Linked DNA regions of Homo sapiens: region 2 is linked to region 1. The links are chromatin contacts, found by Hi-C or POLR2A ChIA-PET in ENCODE. All regions are on one chromosome and are shown on one strand. Each heading gives the region's core, a stretch centred on a gene start or an enhancer-like site at or near the end of the contact. The rest is flanking DNA. Distances are from core to core; before and after follow the strand shown. Region 1 holds the start of EXOSC9 (exosome component 9). Region 2 holds the start of ABHD18 (abhydrolase domain containing 18).

Region 1 (3,396 bases), core at 887-3,386:
GGTGTGGCCCTGTGTAAATCGATAAACCTATCCAAATGAAGGATTTCATCTGTTCTTGAGTTCTGCATGAAAAAGGAAAACTACCTGCTTCTATGAACTCATGTAGAAAATGAGAGATTATATGAAAAAGCCACAAGTTCTTTGAATAAAATATTTTTACACAAAAATCTAAGTTGCTATTTTCACCCTTTTAAGATAAAGGGTGAAAACCTTTTAGAAACCTTTAAGAAAAAGGGTGTCCTCTGAAGGGACACCCTTTTTGTCCCTTCAGAGAGAGAGAGGTAGCACAAAGTTCTAAGGGTATCACTCAAGAACATCTGAAGTGAAGCAAACCAGTACAATACTGAGTTAACTAAAGTTCTGAGAATAAAAGGATAGATACCGGGATCCATGATCAACAGTATTCATCCTAAGATTAAGAATTATGGGCATATTCCCCACCTTTTCACCAGCAACAACACAGAGAGACTCAGTGTCTATACACTTCGAATTTCTTAGACATCTTTCCATGAGTCGATTCAACTTCACCAAGAGATCTGACTGCCTATAAGGAGAAAATAGGAATGGGCTAATGTCATGAAATATAACACCAGGTATTAAAACAAAAGCTCACTGCTGTTAGGTTCTCCTATGACTAAAGCAACTTAAGAAAAAGATTTAAATACCTGCCAGGTTCGAAAGCTGGAGCGGCCATCTGAGAGAGTTCAAGGTTAAAAAAAAGAATACCTTCTGTTGCCCGATTGAGTTTTGGAGACACAAGTTCACAGGAAACCTGTCCAAGAACTCTGCAAAGATAAAGTTACAAAGTATTAACCAAATAGACTCTCCTTCCAAAACAAAAAACTGAAACAGATAACAAGTTTCAATCTTAATGTGAGTAATATCATACTCAGCCAAATAAATCATAGGAGATAAAAATTATATGTAAAGTATAATATACACAGAAATAAAACATAAATTGGTACAACTAAAAACACGACAGAAAAAACACCTCTCTTCTTATTACAATGTTTACTATTCCACAGATTGTTTTAAAAATCAGTGACCTTTACCTCTAAAGCAAGTATTTATTGATACAAGATGGCATGAAAACCTGAGATTTCTTAAAGGTTTTCACATGGCATAGTTCACCACCATTATGTGACCAAATAGCCTCACAACTTTCAAATGAATATCTGAAAACCTAATTTTCATGTCACTCAGGAAAAAGAAAGCAGGATGTACACTTAATGACAAGATGCTCAAGATCTCTATATTAGTGTGAGAAACAAATTCCATATGATCACTACTAGTTGTCTATACGATTTATAGAAGTCAGAAAAGAACTATGTGATACGTGACAGAAAATACGTTTATGATTAAAAAGTTCAAGTGTGACCACAAAAGCAAAAAATCTCGCATAAAAAAATACTTATTTTTGTCAGCTAAACAAAGAATACTGTCCAGACTTCTTAGCTGCTTTATAAACAACCAAGTCAATAAGGTCTTTTTTCAAACTTCTCCCTTCCGAATGTGTATCTCATTTAAATCCTGTTACCTTGTTTTTCCAAGTTCCACAATGCAGCATCCGTAATCTGTTCCAAATGAGATCCTGATGTTCCTATAATCATAGGTTTGTCTGCCATCCAGCCGCTGTAAGCACAAATTCATTCATTAATTTATTCCTTCAACAAGTATTTCTTAAGCAACTACTTTTTGTCTGGCCCTGGGCTAAGCACTTGGGGGAAAGTGGAATCCTAACCAGCCCGCCCATACAGGAAAGTGGAAACTACAGCATGGACAACTGCTGCGGTGACTGGAGCCTTGAAAAGAACCTGTCGAAAAAAAATAAATAAAGCCTGAGGGATGGGGTGAACGTGCCGGTCGTTCCCCTAGTAGCTCCCCGGGCCCAGGCGGGCCAGGTATCAGTCCACACCTTGAGACCCGAGCGCCCACGCAGCGCGCAATTCTGCGGGCACCAAACCATACCTTCTTCTCTTCGATGGCACGGAGTAGGAAGCGGCGTTCGCAGTTTGAGAGTGGCGTTTCCTTCATGGTGTTGGGTCACCGGCCCCACAGGCACCAGAATCCGCGGGAAAAACGGAACCCGATCTTTCCTTGCGCGCCGCTGCTCGCCCCGAGGCGCAGGAAAATTACGTCATCAAGGCGCGGCGGCGGAAAAATGGGAAATGGCTTGGGCTGCAGCTACTGCGCAGACTCAAAGCGTGATTGGGGAAGGCCAGCGAGCTGCGAGAAGCCATTGCGGCTTTGGGAGGCCGTTTCTGAACGTGAAGTTCCGTTTCTTTTCTCATAAAGTGCAGAGGAGAAAAGGATACTTAAAATAACCATGAGAGTGATAGAAATTATTATCAGTAGACCGCTCGCACACTTCACCCTTTGCTCAGTCCTCTCACGGGGTGGAGACTAGACATGTACTTCTGCAATTTCACAGATGAGTTGACATTGGTCCCTGGAAAGCCGCAGATGCAGGATTTGGAGCAGATTAAATGAACAAACACTGGAATGAGGCGGCATAAGGGTTGGGGGAGAAAGATAAATTGGTGAAATGGGATGTTTTTGTGGCCAAAGGTGAAATCTTGTGGGATCTGAGAAGTTGATGAGAATGGAGAATGTTCGCACGTAGTAACTAACGATGTTACTACTACTGTGGACTGAAAGTAAATGCACCGTTTATTTCTTATCCCCTCTCCAGTTATTTTAAGTCGATAGACTTTTTTTTACGGTCACAGAGAAGCCTTAGCGGGGCCATGCTGCCAACCACTCAGCTTTTTTGGAGAGGCAGTATCAAATAGTAGTTTTAAAAAGTGTTCACTGCCAGGGTTCAAATTTTAAGGCTATCATTAACTACTATAACCCTGGGCAAGTTAACCTGTGTGCTTCACATTACTCACCGGCAAAAAAAAAACAAAAACAAAAACAAAGCAGGGGAAGTGAGAAACCTATTTATTCTGAGGAATAAAAATGAGTTAATATATACATAAAATGTTTAGAACAGTGCCTGGCATGGAATAAGCACTATTTAAGTGTTTGCATATTATTATTTTGTTTCCTTTTGCTTTAGAGGTGGTAGGCACTGTAACTCCTACGCAGTCTTTCTCTGGCTTCTTTGGTAGCTTCTCACAAGTTTTTTCTACCAGTGATACATTTTAGTCTCACTTTGTACCACTTGCAATCCATGTACTCAATAAATACTTGAAGAGGGCCTACTCTGTCCAAGAATAATTTAAGTGCTGGAGAAACAGGGTAGACAAGATCCTTTCAAGGAATTTATATTCTTTTTGGAAAAGGCAAAAAACCCTAAACAAATAGAACAATTTCATACAGTGTTAAGTGCTCTCTGAGAATAGGAATGCTATCTTAATAGGGGTAGTTGCAGGAACAGGTGACTTTGTAGCG
Region 2 (3,227 bases), core at 353-2,852, 6.2 Mb before region 1:
TGTTTTTGTGAGCTGTTACAAATGAATCTGCAAGACTGAATCCAAGTACAAAATATCAGGTCTTGATTTAGAAGATATTTCTGAATAGCACGTTTCAAGGTTTTTGGTTTTTTTTTTTTTTTTGAGACAGAATCTCACTCTGTTGCCCAGGCTGGAGTGCAGTGGCGTGATCTCGGCTCACTGCAGCCTCCGCCTCCCGGGTTCAAGGGATTCTCCTGCCTCAGCCTCCCGAGTAGCTGGGACTATAGGCGCCCGCCACCACGCCCGGCTTTTTTTTTTTTTTTTTTTTTTTTTTTTTTTTTTTTGTATTTTTAGTAGAGACGGGGTTTCACCGTGTTAGCCAGGATGGTCTCGATCTCCTGACCTCGTGATCCGCCCGCCTTGGCCTCCCAAGGTGCTGGGATTACAGGCATGAACCATCGCACCCAGACCGCACGTTTCAAGTTTAGGTGTTCACCAGTGAACTGCGCCTGGCTGATACACACAAGGTCACAAATGACACAAAGATCAGAAGTGATGGCATATACCATACATGACTGTGTAACTAGTATAGGACCTAGCATAGGGTAAATGCTCATAAATATTAATTTAAAAAAATTAAGTTTGGTTTCCAACTTTGCCACTTCCACACAGAGTGACTCTGGGTTAACTTGTCTGGATCTTAATTTTCAGTAAACTAGCAATGTGTCTGCTTCGCCTATCTCATAGGATACTTGTGATCAAATGAAATTACATGACAATGTATCTGGCGCTAATAAAACGGTAATTTATGAGACACAGAATGACTACTGACGCCAGCTAGCCTACAAGCCTAATAGTAGAGATAAGATGTTAATACATAACCACCAAGAAATAAACATGGAGATCTAGTGAAAACCCATGACATGTTTTCTAAAAATGTCATCTTCCTTGTGACGAAAGGAGCTGGTCATTGCTAGGCAGGTGCTGTACCTTTTTCAACTCCCACGTTTCAGCAGCAGGCTCTGCTGAGTGACATTTTGCAAGGCTGAGGCCCCCGTAGGCGCAGGCGCCGTTGGGGTGCGCATCCGGGGACCTGCAGGTTACAAGCAGCAGATCCCACCTTCAGTCCTGGCTCTGACAAGCCCTCCAGGTAAGGCGCCTTTGCATTTAGCCGAGCTAGAGAAGAGAGCTGGAAGCCACCTCTACCTTTCACGGGGGGAAGGGACTGCCCGCGCGCTCGCCCCCATTATCTCAGCCCTCCGAAGCGCGCCACGGACTCCAGCCTTGTCTCTCACCCCCAGCCTCACCCCGCGTCCCTGACCCGCGAGTCTCCCGCCCAGCTCCGCGTCCCCGGTCCCTGCCTCCAGGCGCGTACACGGCGCGCTAAGAGGCGCGGGGAGCTCTTAGCGCACCTACTACTTAACCGGACCGGCTACTTACTGGCCGCCAGGTGGAAGCCTGCGATCGAGCTGGCCGGGCCTCCCAGCACCGCCGCTCTCCAGGCTCCCTTTCCAGGACTCAACTTTGGTCCCAGCCCCAATCGCAGCTCCGGTAACCTTTCCAGGAACCGAAATGCTAGATACAGCGGAAGGAGAAACGGAGGGAGGAAGACAAACCCGGAGCAGGGCGGCGCGGCAGTTTGGACACGCCCCGAGCTCTCCTGGGCTCTCAGTCCCCGTCAGGATGGGAGGCGCGTGCCGAGGGAGGAGGCTGAGGACACAGCCTCCTTTCGCCCTGCGCTGCCCGGCCTTCCGCGTGACCCCGCCTATGACCTCGGGGCGTTCCGCCTACGTCTGACCGTCAGGTGCGCACGCGCACTTACAGGCTTGTTTTGCCAGCTTCACGCCACCCGGGATGGGAGAAAGCAGGTGTCGCGAGAGTTGGGCGCAAGACGCCTTGTAGGGAGTGTAACTATGGCCGGCCTGCGGAACGAAAGTGAACAGGAGCCGCTCTTAGGCGACACACCTGGAAGCAGGTGAGCGGATCCTGGTGGAGGGACCCCTCAGTCTCCTGCGCTGTTGGGACTGGTTCCTTTCCGGGCGTCACCCGCACTGGGACAAACCCTCGCTGCCAGAGGGGTTCCAGCGCGGTGGGAGCCGGTGGCTGGGTTGTGTGAGCCGAGGAGATTCGCTCCCAACGTAGGAGAAAGGGCGTCTGGCCGCACCGTGCGGTGATGAGCCCGTGGGTTCGAGTGACGGGGCTGGAGAAACCCAGGCTGCTGCTTTGCCTGTTGCAGCACCCAAGCTGAGAGGTGACAGCGTGCTGGCAGTCCTCACAGCCCTTGCTCGCTCTCCAGGCCTCCTCTGCCTGGGCTCCCACTTTGGCGGCACTTGAGGAGCCCTTCAGCCCACCGCTGCACTGTGGGAGCCCCTTTCTGGGCTGGCCAAGGTGGGAGCCGGCTCCCTCAGCTTGCAGGGAGGTGTGGTGGGAGAGGCGTGAGCGGGAACCGGGGCTGCGCGCCGCGCTTGCGGGCCAGCTGGAGTTCCGAGTGGGCGTGGGCTTGGCGGGCCCCGCACTGGGAGCAGCAGGCCGGCCCTGCCGGCCCCGGGCAATGAGGGGCTTAGCACCCGGGCCAGCGGCTGCGGAGGGTGTGCTGGGTCCCCCAGCAGTGCCAGCCCACTGGCGCTGCGCTCGATTTCTCGCCGGGCCTTAGCTGCCTTCCCGCGGGGCAGGGCTCGGGACCTGCAGCCCGCCATGCCTGAGCCTCCCACCCACTCCGTGGGCTCCTGTGCGGCCCGAGCCTCCCCGATGAGCGCCGCTCCCTACTCCACGGTGCCTAGTCCCATCGACCACCCAAGGGCTGAGGAGTGCGGGTGCACGGCGCGGGACTGGCAGGCAGCTCCACCTGCAGCCCCGGTGCGGGATCCACTGGGCGAAGCCAGCTGGGCTCCTGAGTCTGGTGGAGACGTGGAGAACGTTTATGTCTAGCTCAGGGATTGTAACTACACCAATCGGCACTCTGTATCTAGCTCAAGGTTTGTAAACACACCAATCAGCACCCTGTGTCTAGCTCAGGGTTTGTGAATGCACCAGTCGACACTCTGTATCTAGCTACTCTGGTGGGGCCTTGGAGAACCTTTCTGTCAACACTCTGTATCTAGTTAATCTAGTGGGGACGTGGAGAACCTTTGTGTCTAGCTCAGGGATTGTAAACGCACCAATCAGCGCCCTGTCAAAACAGACTACTCGGCTCTACCAATCAGCAGGATGTGGGTGGGGCCAGATAAGAGAATAAAAGCAGGCTGCCCACCAGTAGTGGCAACCCG

Evidence for each region. Hi-C counts contacts between places; a loop is a spot of excess contacts on that map. ChIA-PET counts read pairs that join two places held with the same protein, here RNA polymerase II (POLR2A). Pooled maps may share reads with other maps.
Region 2: a map of naive thymus-derived CD4-positive, alpha-beta T cell shows a loop between it and region 1 (14-fold over the local background). The contact joins the promoter of ABHD18 here to the promoter of EXOSC9 in region 1. A Hi-C loop is called at or near these places in 1 of 168 maps with a recorded cell type or tissue (naive thymus-derived CD4-positive, alpha-beta T cell), 1 of 37 single-sample maps with no recorded cell type and 9 of 50 pooled maps. POLR2A ChIA-PET finds 5 or more read pairs at or near these places in 1 of 52 experiments (activated T-cell).

The regions. Positions count from the first base shown.
Region 1 is chr4:121,800,063-121,803,458 of GRCh38, reverse strand. It overlaps EXOSC9 (exosome component 9), which reads right to left and starts at 2,136. Exons shown (of 12, transcript NM_005033.3): 1 at 1,969-2,136; 2 at 1,538-1,632; 3 at 666-785; 4 at 442-544. The coding sequence starts at 2,034. RefSeq lists enhancers at 2,066-2,335, 2,144-2,947.
Region 2 is chr4:127,963,781-127,967,007 of GRCh38, reverse strand. ABHD18 (abhydrolase domain containing 18) reads right to left here and starts at 1,602. Exons shown (of 13, transcript NM_001358451.3): 1 at 1,402-1,602. MFSD8 (major facilitator superfamily domain containing 8) reads left to right here and starts at 1,835. Exons shown (of 12, transcript NM_001371596.2): 1 at 1,835-1,936. The coding sequence starts at 1,875. RefSeq lists enhancers at 1-222, 223-724, 1,403-2,018, 1,609-2,028 and silencers at 1,119-1,348, 2,469-2,518, 2,529-2,658, 2,769-2,878.